Linked DNA regions of Homo sapiens: region 1 is linked to region 2. The links are chromatin loops, found by intact Hi-C in ENCODE. Cell type or tissue: endothelial cell of umbilical vein. All regions are shown on one strand. Each heading gives the region's core, and the rest is flanking DNA. Links, peaks and the distances in the headings are about the cores only. Region 1 holds the start of LOC105379198. Region 2 overlaps MARCHF3 (membrane associated ring-CH-type finger 3).

The links. Peaks named below come from ENCODE experiments on the same cell type or tissue, not always from the same donor. Only the 100,000 strongest peaks of a DNase experiment are listed, where the experiment ranks them.
Region 1: it touches region 2 in a loop (3-fold over the local background); 1 of 110 quality-filtered maps calls a loop at or near these places.

What each region holds. Positions count from the first base shown.
Region 1 is chr5:127,226,604-127,231,978 of GRCh38, forward strand. It overlaps LOC105379198, which reads right to left and starts at 3,781. Exons shown (of 5, transcript XM_041680488.2): 1 at 3,777-3,781; 2 at 3,112-3,344; 3 at 2,638-3,058; 4 at 2,248-2,315. The coding sequence starts at 3,781. It also overlaps a transcript of MEGF10 not described here. RefSeq lists silencers at 2,669-3,088, 3,239-3,298. In endothelial cell of umbilical vein, for the core only: no CTCF peak of the experiment used is centred there; DNase peaks (open chromatin) are centred at 2,908 and 3,088; H3K4me3 peaks cover 788 bases.
Region 2 is chr5:126,968,100-126,973,474 of GRCh38, forward strand. All of the region lies in intron 1 of MARCHF3 (membrane associated ring-CH-type finger 3), which reads right to left. Among named protein-coding and RNA genes, the nearest start is that of MARCHF3, 60 kb to the right of the region's middle. RefSeq lists enhancers at 4,365-4,454, 4,475-4,524. In endothelial cell of umbilical vein, for the core only: no CTCF peak of the experiment used is centred there; DNase peaks (open chromatin) are centred at 2,662 and 3,602; H3K27ac peaks cover 855 bases.

The DNA.
Region 1 (5,375 bases), core at 250-5,249, 260 kb after region 2:
TTGTAGCATGTAGCTCCTTTCCTTTTTGTGACTGGATAATATTTCATTGTATGTATATACCACATTTTGTTTATCCGTTCTTCACCTATGGTTTATTCAATGATTTTCTCCTGCACATTTTTTTTTCAGCTTTCTTCTGACAGTTCTGTTAGGCGGGTGTAGGACTTCTATTGATTCTCTGATTGTAACTTTTGTTTCATACTTTCTATTTCTTTTTACTCATCATTTTGGTAGATTTCCTTGATTTCATTTTTCAGTGTTTGTGTTACAGGTAAAATTTTTTAGCAGCCATATTTTTATGAGACTGAAGCGCTACCGACTGAGCTAACGAGGCACTTTAGCCATATTTTTAATTTCCAGTAACCCTTTCTTGTTTTCTGGTTGTTCCTTTTTTATAAGAAGCCTCTTTTGGGCTTGATGCAGTGGCTCATGCCTGTAATCCTAGTGCTTCAGGAGGCTGGGGTGGGAGCATGGTTTGAGGCCTGGAGTTTAAGACTAGCCTGGGCAACAAAGCAAGGTACCCATCTCTACCAGTACTTAAAAAAAAAAATTAGACAAGCATGGTGGCACGTGCCTGTAGTCTCAGCTACTCCATAGTAGGCTGAGGTAGGAGGATCCCTTGAACCCAGGAATTTGAGGCTGCAGTGAGTTATGGTCATGCCACTGCACTGGTCACAGTAGTGTCATGACTTTATTTCTGCCTTATTTCTTTACCATAAATGTCATGTGGCTTCGCAAGGGGGAAGTGAACTTGTGTGCCTGGCATGCCATCCTGAAGTGTAAGTCTTCAAGGATCCAATGCATAAGAATCTATGGTACATCCAAGAGGTCGGCAAATAGTCAAATTATCAATTTTATTTATCTTTTCTTTTCTTTTTTTTTTTTTTTTGAGACGGAGTCTTGCAGTGTTGCCCAGGCTGGAGTGCAGTGGCATGATCTCGGCTCACTGCAAACTCCACCTCCTGGGTTCACGCCATTCTCCTGCCTTAGCCTCCCCAATAGCTGGGACTACAGGCGCCCACCACCACGCCCGGCTAATTTTTCGTACTTTTAGTAGAGACGGGGTTTCACCGTGTTAGCAAGGATGGTCTCGATCTCCTGACCTTGTAATCCACCCGCCTTGTCCCAAAGTGCTGGGACTACAGGCGTGAGCTACCGCGCCCGGCCTGGTCCTCTCCTCTTTCTTCTTGCCAAGAACTTCACAAAAGTATATTTCTCTCGGATGGCCTTCCTTCTGGTCACAGTAGTGTCATGGCTTTATTTCTGCCTTATTTCTTTACCGTAAATGTCATGTGGCTTTGCAAGGGGGAAGTGAACTTGTGTGCCCAGCATGCCATCCTGAAGCGTTAAGTCTTCAAGGATCCAATGCATAAGAATCTATGGTACATCCAAGAGGTCGGCAAATAGTCAAATTATCTGGATGTATCTGGATGTCTTCTTAAGTGAAATAATTATTCAGAAAAAAGAACAAGTTCCATGACTCACACTCACATCACCATGTACTTTGGCTCTCTTCATTCAAGTTTTTTTTTTTTCAGTAAAATAAAGTCCTAATTAAAAGAAAAAATGAACAGATTCTCACAGGTAGTTTCAGGAAGTATCCCAAAGACACTTAGGTATTGACATCTTCGAGAAGTTTAGCTTAGTTTTTTAGCCATTCTGTAAATATGGCCTGATAGTAGGTTACCTCCCCAGCTTACATATTTGTGACATGGATGGAAGCTACAATTTAATTTTTAGCTGCGTGGAACCTGAATCAGGGCAGCTTGACCTGGGTCATAAAGAAATTCAAAAGGGACTCAAGACGTTATATTAAAACCTACTAAAGTGGATATAAAAATATAAAACACATGCCTCACCTCAACTCCCACTAATTTTTTGAAAGAAATTCTTTAGAAAAGGAAAATTCATTTAAAAACAAAACTAAAACACCCATTTATCTTTCCAAGGCATAAATGACCACTATCTTTCACTTTGGGGCTTTTCTTTCTCTCTCTTAAAAATTCAAGGGGAGTTGGAGAGGCTATAAAAGTCTGTCTTTGGGTTGGAAAAAAAGGGAAGCTTTCTGTAGGCAAAAATCTCCAGCGGGTGGGCTGCAGTCTCCTCCCCGTGAGATCTTGCAGGTATAATATTCTGGCAAAAACGACTTTTCATTCCGTGAGAGGGACGGAAGACAGTGAGGACATCACAGCTTTCAAACCTCTTGTTGTCCACCGTCCTGGAGTGGGAAGGTGGTGAAGCTCTTACATTCGCTTGCCTTTTGTTTCTTCTGGGTCTTCGCTGTGATCTCTTTCCCTGTCCCCCGCCGGCCGCACCTGGACACAGTAAAGGGCCACAGTGAGGGCTCTCAAGCTTTGGAGCCGCTGAGTCATCTGATCTTCATCGCGCTAAGCTCCTGACAGATGTTACACAGGTCAGGGATGTTTGGGCAAACCTCTCACCGTGGCGTTGGAGTGCAGTCCAGCTCTGTCACTAATGCTTAACCTTCCTATGGGCTCAGTTTTCTCACTTGTAAAAAGGGGTCCCTAATACTTGCGCACCTTACAGGAAGTAACATAAGCCAGGGTATTTGTGAGTGCGTTTTGGAAAGCATAAAGCCCTCTTGCAAATGTGAGATGTTATTATTGCTTCCCTTACCCTGGCTCTAGTTCCAGCCCGGGGCCTGCCCACAGAAACCAGCTGTTCCTGTTTCCTCTGTGTCCCGCGGTAGCACCGAGGAGGCTGGTGCACTGGGCTCCGTGGTTCCCGCCCGGGCCCGCCGCAGCCGGCTCTGAGGAAGCGGCTCTGAGGAAGCAGCGCACCGCCAGCCTCGTCCTCGCGCCGGCGACCCTGGGGCGGGTCACCTCGCCGGGTCGAGGCCTCCCGGGCAGGCCTGGCGGAGGGAGGAGCGAGGCCTGCCTGCGGGAGACCCGGGGAGGCGCGTCATGTGCAAAAGGGTGAGGCTGCCAGGAGCTCACGCGCCGAGGAGTGAAAGAACGGGGTGCGGAGGCTGCTCGAGGGGAGGCGAGGCGGCGGGGAGGCGAGCGCGAGCGACCAGGAAGCAGGAAACCCGGGCAAGCTACCTATGCCCTTTACGGCACCTGTTTATTTTCAAGTGGCTTCCTCCCTCACCTCCTCCGGGCGTGTGTATCAGCCGGCATGGCGTCTCTGCCCCATGCCCTGGGCCGCCAGGGGCCCGCAGGCTACGCGGGAGGTGGAGCGAGGGGAGCGAGCAGCGCACCCCCCTCTGGGGGCCGAAGCAGGGACGCCCAGGGCGCAGGCTTTCGGGCTGGACCTCGAGAAACGTGTGCAAAGTATGTGTTTTTGCTTGACACTTGGAGAATTCTGTTTTTTTGGCTTTATTCCTGAAAGCAAAAATGGGCAATTGAGATAAATGAAAAAGAGAGGCATCAATAAGAAAAACGAAAGAGTTCATCAGTGAATTTTTATGGCATCTAAAATTTTAGTTTTTGGTAATTTAGTTTTAGGCAGCAGATGAGACTGTAATATCCCTTGTAGTTTGTCCATGTCGTTCCCCAAGTGTGAAGTACTATGGCCATCGGCAGCAAAAAAGCGTATTGGTGGGATTTCAGGGGATGAGAGCTCTCTCATCAGCAGCCATTCCATCCCATTTTCTTCTCAGGACTGGTTTTTGCTGTTCACTTTTTCCCCTTCCTAGCCCCATTGATCAGGGAAAGGGGTGGAGCTGGAAGGCAGGGAAAAGTATGCGTCAAAATTAAGCTCCGATATTAAAACCCTGGTGTTGAAACCCCGGTGTCCCCAGGCTTGAAGCTAACTGCATGGCGCTCACCCTTTAAATGGTCTACATCCAAGCGGGAAGGCAGAGAGGTCCAGGACTAAGCGACCACCCCAGGGAGGGAAGGACACAAGTGAAATCTGCTCTGGGAGTCCCAGATCTTAGTTCATCCTTGGAGAAAAGTCCTAGAGCCAAGAGACTTAGAAAGTGAGATGAATGAAAGAAAGAAAATAAACAATTGTTGGGTCTGTCAGGAAAGGAGAATGTGGGACTGACCAAGAACGGTTATATTCCAGGCTCCTTACATATATTATGTATCCCTCCCAGCAGCACAGTGAGGCAGGCCTGTTTTGTGATTCCATTTTGCAGATGGGGAGACTGAGGCACGTGGAATCTGTTTGCCAATACCACGTAGGTTTGTGGATCTTTGATTTGAATGTCAGCCTCTGTCATTTTAAATCTTGTGTTATTTTCTTAATGGGAAGCAAGAAAAACATATTTGTGTCCTAATAACCCAATAGAACTGTGGTATTTTAGTGCCACTTATTCAGTCCCTTTCAACGCCTTTATTTCAAAGTTGAAGAGGCAAAATTGCCCAGAGTTGGGCAAGGCAGGCTTGGAATGCTGTCCTGTGTCAGTGAAGGGCACCCACCATCCACCCAAGCCTTTTAGCCCAAATCTGGACACTATCTTGGTGACTCCCCACTACCTCTTACACGGGATCCATTTGTAAGTCCTATAAGCTTCAGCTCTAAAGAACTGAATCCTCCCCCTTCTCTCTCCTGAGTTTATGCAGTAGTCTCCTAATTGATATTTCTAATTCCACTCTTCACCCTGTAGTCATCGTGATGTTTACAAAAATGAAATGGTTTCATTCCTCTGCTTAAAGCACATCAAATAAATCTCATACTCTTAGATTAAAATCGAAACTCCTCAGCATGGCTGCTAGATCCTCCATGAGCTCATCCTTTTCTGCTGATCTTGCTAGGGTCCCTCTCTTCTTCCTGCTCCCTGCTGTTGCCACATGGCCTCCTTCCTGTGTCTTGGGCATATTAGGGATGTGATGCCGGAAACACTCTTTCTTGGAATCTGGTTAGCACCTTCCCATCCATCAGGTCTCTGCTTAAATGGCAGAAAAGCCTTCCCTGACAGCTGCACTCCAAGTGACCCTGTAAAATTACTCTATCACATCAACCCCTTTATTTTCTTCATAGTGTTTATCACCATCTATAATCTTCTTGATAATCTGTATACTTTATCCACTAGAATGTAAGCTGGGGATTTCACTATGTTGTTCATTACCACTTTCCAAGGCTTAGACCAAGGCCTGATACATAGAAAATACTCAAAAATATTTGTTGATTGAATAAATGACCAAATGAGCTTAGGCTTCTTGATTCTAGGCCAGTGCCCCTTCCTTCATTAGCCCAGTATGATATAGGTGTGTGACATACTTGGGAGACGGAAAACAGAAAGGTCGCCTCCAAAGGCTAGTAGAATCAGGAGAATGGAGAATGTGGAAGAAGAGAGAGAGCCTAAACAGACTGAGAAGCGTGGGAAGGGAGAGCAGGGATTAAGTCTGGACTGTGGCCTGTGACAAGATCTCCAGTGAATATTTCTTGATTTATCCACAGACACT
Region 2 (5,375 bases), core at 96-5,095:
TAGCTTAATGTTTTCAAGGTTCATCTATGTTGTAGAATGCACCAGTACTTTGTTCCTTTTCATGGTTGACCATTTCACATTTTGTTTGTTCATTCATCAGTTGGACAGTTGGGTTGTTTCCACATACATTTTCAATTCTACTGGGTATGCACCTAGGAGTGGAATTGCTAGGTCATATGGTGACTATTGTTTAGCTTTTTGAGGAACTGCCAAACTATTTCCCAAAGTGGCCACACCACTTTACATTTCCATCAGCAATGTATAAGGGTTCCGGTTTCTCCAAATTCTTGTCAATATTTGTTATTGTTTATCTTTTTGATTCTATCCATCTTAGTGGATGTGAAATGGCATCTCATTGTGTTTATTTGCATTTCCCTAATGACTAAAGAGGCTGAGCATCTTTTCATGTGCTTATTGGTCATATGTATACCTTCTTTGGAGAAATGCCTATTCAAATCTTTTGTCCAGTTTTCAATTGGGTTATTATTATTTTTGAGGCAGAGTCTCGCTCTGTTGCCCATGCTGGAGTGCAGTGGTGGGTTCTTGGCTCACTGCAACCTCCACCTCCTGGGTTCAAGTGATTCTCGTGTGTAGTCTCCAGAGTAGCTGGGATTACAGGTGTACCCCAGCAAGCCCAGCTAATTTTTGTATTTTAAGTAGATACAGGGTTTCGCCATGTTGGCCTGGCTGGTCTTGAACTCTACCCAGGCCTCCCAAAGTGCTGGGATTACCGGTGTGAGCTACCGTGCCTAGCCTATTTTTTTCAACTATTAAGTTGTAAGAATTCTTTATATGTTCTGGATACTAGACTCTTTTCAGATAAGTGATATGCAAATATTTCCTTCCATCCTATGGGCTGTGTTTTCACTTTCTATCTTGAAATAGTCCTTTAAAGCACAAAGTTTCAAATTTTAATTATTTTTTCTTTCATTGCTTGTGCTTTAGGTGGCATATCTAAGAAACCATTGCCTAATCCAAGATCATGAAGATTTACATGTGTTTTCTTATGAGTTTTATATTTTAGCTCTTACAATTAGTTCTTATGCATCTGAATTTTTAAAAAACTTATGTACTTCTAAGGTACAACTAATTTTAGAAAGTAAGAGTGAGTAGATTTTGATGGCCTCCAAGAGTTTAGAAAAAGGTATGAGCTTTGATGCACAATTTTACCCAACATATATATGTTGGATGATTGGAACTTTTTTTGGTCTACTTTAGGGTTTTTTGCTCTTTTGCAGCAGACAGCTGGGTTGTCCAGAGAGCTGATTCTGGAAAGGTGTATATTACTATTTAGGTAAATGGTCAGCTTCTAGTATCAGCAAAATAAAATACTCCAAACATGTTTAGGAGGAGCCCCTTACAGTCCCAAGTTTAAAAACACAGACTGTTATTTTAAGACATTTTCTATGTATAGAGCCCCACAGTTCTAACACAGGTATTTGGAAATGTAGAGAAAAGGAAGCAAAAATCAGCAGCTGGGACTTAGTTTCCAACCAAGGGAGGATGGCATGGATGGCTGCACTTCTTTCATTTGCAGACATAACCACAAACCATCAGTTGCTGGTTGACAGTTTGTTCTGGAGATGTGAGGCCAGTGGTTCTTAAACTTGAGCGAGCATTAGAATCACCTGGAGAGTTTATAAAAACCCAGATTCCTGACCCCCATCTGCAGAGATTCTGCTACAGGAGGCTGGGGTGGGGCCATTAATTTGCATTTCTAATAGGCTTCCAGATGCTGCTGGCCCTAAGACCACACTCTGAGTAGCACTACTTTAGATACATGGGCCAACCATCTCGCCCTGGTGCTTACCAAACATTGACCAAGCAAACATGAAGCTAGGTGACTCTCCTTGGGGATGAATATGATAATAATCTACTGAGAAATTCAAGAGGCTGTAAGTATCCCAATTTCATTAAAATTTCTAACCATTGGTGATGTCATTTCAGGTTCCAGGCTTATGCTCTTTTTCTTCTTCTTTTTTCTTTTTTTTTTAATTTTTTTATTTTTGAGACAGTTTTGCTCTGTCACCTAGGCTGGAGTGCAGTGGGGCAATATGAGCTCACTGCTTCCTCTGCCTCCCGGGTTCAAATGATTATCCTGCCTCAGCCTCCCAGATAGCTGGGATTACGGGCACATGCCACCACACCTGGCTAACTTTTGTATTTTTAGTAGAGACAGAGTTTCGCCATGTTAGCCAGGCTGGTCTCGAACTCCTGACCTCAGATGATACACCCACCTCAGCCTCCCAACGTGCTGGGATTACAGGTGTGAGCCACTGCGCCCAGCTGGCTTATGCTCTTTTTCTAAAAATTTGTCCACTTAGGAAAGTGTCTTGATTTCAATAAAATTAGCATGGATTAAATTACTTTTTTTCTTTTTTTTTTTTCTTTTGGTATTTGATCTTGCTCGATGAATGTGGACATCAGCTATGGGTTAGGAATGCTATTCAGGAACATCTAATGTGTTTGTGATAATGTATTTGACTTGTGGCCAAATGGTACTCTTGAGAGATGTGGTTGTGACTTTGACAGATTAAGCCAAAGTTAAATTCTGATGAAGTGCAAAGGAATTTTATCGGTCCCAGGATGGTTGCCAACTGTGTTGGGCAAAAGAGTGATTTTCCAAAAAGGTCCAGAGCAATCCGCATGTATTCTGTCACCTCTACTTCCAGTTTCTTCAAAGGCCAGCCAAAAGCTTCATTTTCCTACTTCCTGTCATTTCCAAAACCACAGCTTAAACCTGAAAAACAAATGGGAAGCTGTGTTCCTGCCTCTTATGATTGCTGCCACTTACAAACCAGCAAGAACAGAGCACAGCAAGCAGAGGAGAGTTCAGTCTTGCTGATGTCACATGAAGCAGAATGAGGACTCTGCTTGTTTGGCTCCTGAGTTTAAAAGATAAGTAGACAATTTATTGTTGGTAGGTTGAGAAAATTCAAGAACAGAGAGAAATCTGACAGTCTGGCCATAAGAAGAAATTTTTGCATTTATGTTCTTATAGCCATACCTGAAGTCAACTAATTACGTTTGGAGAGAAGTAGAATGCTTGCTTTAAGAAGAAAAAACAGGCTAGGGCGCGGTGGCACACACCTGTAATCCCAGCACTTTGGGAGGCCGAGGCGGGCAGATCATGAGGTCAGGAGATCAAGACCATCCTGGCTAGCATGGTGAAACCCTGTCTCTACTAAAAATACAAAAAATTAGCCGGGCGTGGTGGTGGGCACCTGTGGTCCCAGCTGCTCGGGTGGCTGAGGCAGGAAAATGGCATGAACCCGGGAGGCAGAGGTTGCAGTGAGCCGAGGTCGCGCCACTGCACTCCAGCCTGGGTGACAGAGCGAGACTCTGTCTCAAAAAAAAAAAAAAAAAAAGAAAAGAAAAAACAAATGTTCTATGTTGACCCTATCCCCAACATCCTTGCAGCAGGTCTATTGTACCTTAAGCTGTGCTCTAACTTCATTAGCAGGCTCTAGGCCTCTCTCCCAGAGATCACCCATGGGAGGGATCCAGCTTCCTTCACTCAGCAGCTCTTACACTGCTCCCAGGAGGAAGGAAGCATTTTGTTTTAAAGAGACTGCAACACAACCCAAAGGAAAGACAGTTATCTTAGTGTCCATATGTCCACAAGAGGAAAATGTGGGTGTAGCATTTTAATCCCAGTAAGTGACAATTAGTCACTAGGCTTCTAAGAAGTTTGACACTGTTATTCCTCTCCCCCTTTTCTAAATTGCAAGGGTAATACTGCATTTGCACAGAAACCATGCTAACTGGCTAGCTACTTCATTAAATTACCATATGATTCTTATTTTATGGGTACAAAACAGTTGATCTCAGTGAACCGGCAACTTAGAAACTTAGGAGGCAAATTAGAGCAATTACTAATAAATTATACATGTGGTAACTAACAATTTGTCTATCACCTAGAAATATGAGAAAAAACTGCCAGACTCCCTGGCTCTGCAATTCTGAACAAGTCTTTTCATTTTTTTCTTTTCCAAGACCAAAAGCTGTCATTATCCACACCAGTTATACCATTACTCTTGCTGCTTTCACAGAGTCCAACATTTATAATACAAAGTTAGGAGTACAACGAGTGGGATTTGCATTCTGTTTGGAACAGAGTGTTTGACTGCTTAAAATTAAAGAACTAAAAAAAAAAAAAAAAAAAAATTCCCAGAACCTCAAATCACCCCCTAAAAACCAGGAAGTGAGATTCATGTTAGCTTTCCCTAAGTAAGTTTATGGAAGAGATAATGGCAAGAGGTAGGGGCAAAGTATCTGTTCATTCATAATCACTACTGTGCTTCGTTTCTGGGCAAGGTAGTCTGATGAAATTAAAGGAAGTTCTGTGTTACAAGTCATGTGCTTTTATGGGGGAGGAGGTGAGATGAGGTCAATTAACAAGATATGATCTTTCTCTTCTCTCCCTGCTTGTCTCACCCAGGCCTCGGGTGTGCCATTCAACATGAAAGGTGTTGATGCCATTCATTAATTGAGGGTCAGATTCCTCTATCAGCATATTCCTCCCATCTGAGACTGCCTTACCTCCATCCACTTCCACCCCCAACAGGTTTCATTTTCTGCAGCTGCTGTCAAGAGCTACGTGGAGGAAGAGAGTGGTTTTAACAACTGCATGCTCAAATTTATTCTCACTGGCCTCTTGTTTGAAGGAAGTCCAATGTCTAGACCCTGGATGTTGAAACAGGATGTAAAAAAAACACCAAAAAAACCCTGTATATTTGAGAGAGTTTTGAAACCCATCCCAAATACACTCCAGCAATGGAGAAAAATTTGATTTTGGCATAATTTATATACCACATTTCTCCCCGTACCCAACAAAAGTGTATGCTAATGTCTCTATATCACATGATATATCAGTTTAAAATATTCTTTCTCTTTGCCTTTGTTCGTAGTCTCATTTCCACTTTTACTTAAAATTTTAATATCTTCTCCCCAGGTTCTTTATTTATTTTTGCTATATGCCTGAATATAAGACCTAATTCCATGTCACCAATATCTCCCTTGAGAAGCACTGATGTTAAGTAGAATAAAATGTAATCAACACTCATTGTTTCCTACCAGGACAACAGTAGGGTTTAAAACAAAACCAACCTCGTTATGAATTCCAAACGCCCTTCTAAATAACTCTGGGTGCCATTTCACAACCTGACCTGCATAGTTCCTTTAGGCTGCTGTGGGAGTTGTGACTATCCTGTGTCCACGTTTGCATGCTAGGTTGCACTAACCCAGTAAACACATTCTGTATCAGCCTGCAGTTTGTGGAGGTCCGAGCACAACGCATGGAATTCCACCTCTCTGGGGTTCCTGCCAGGTGGAGCAATCCAGAAGTATAGCTTCCACCTGTAGGGGAGGCGCCT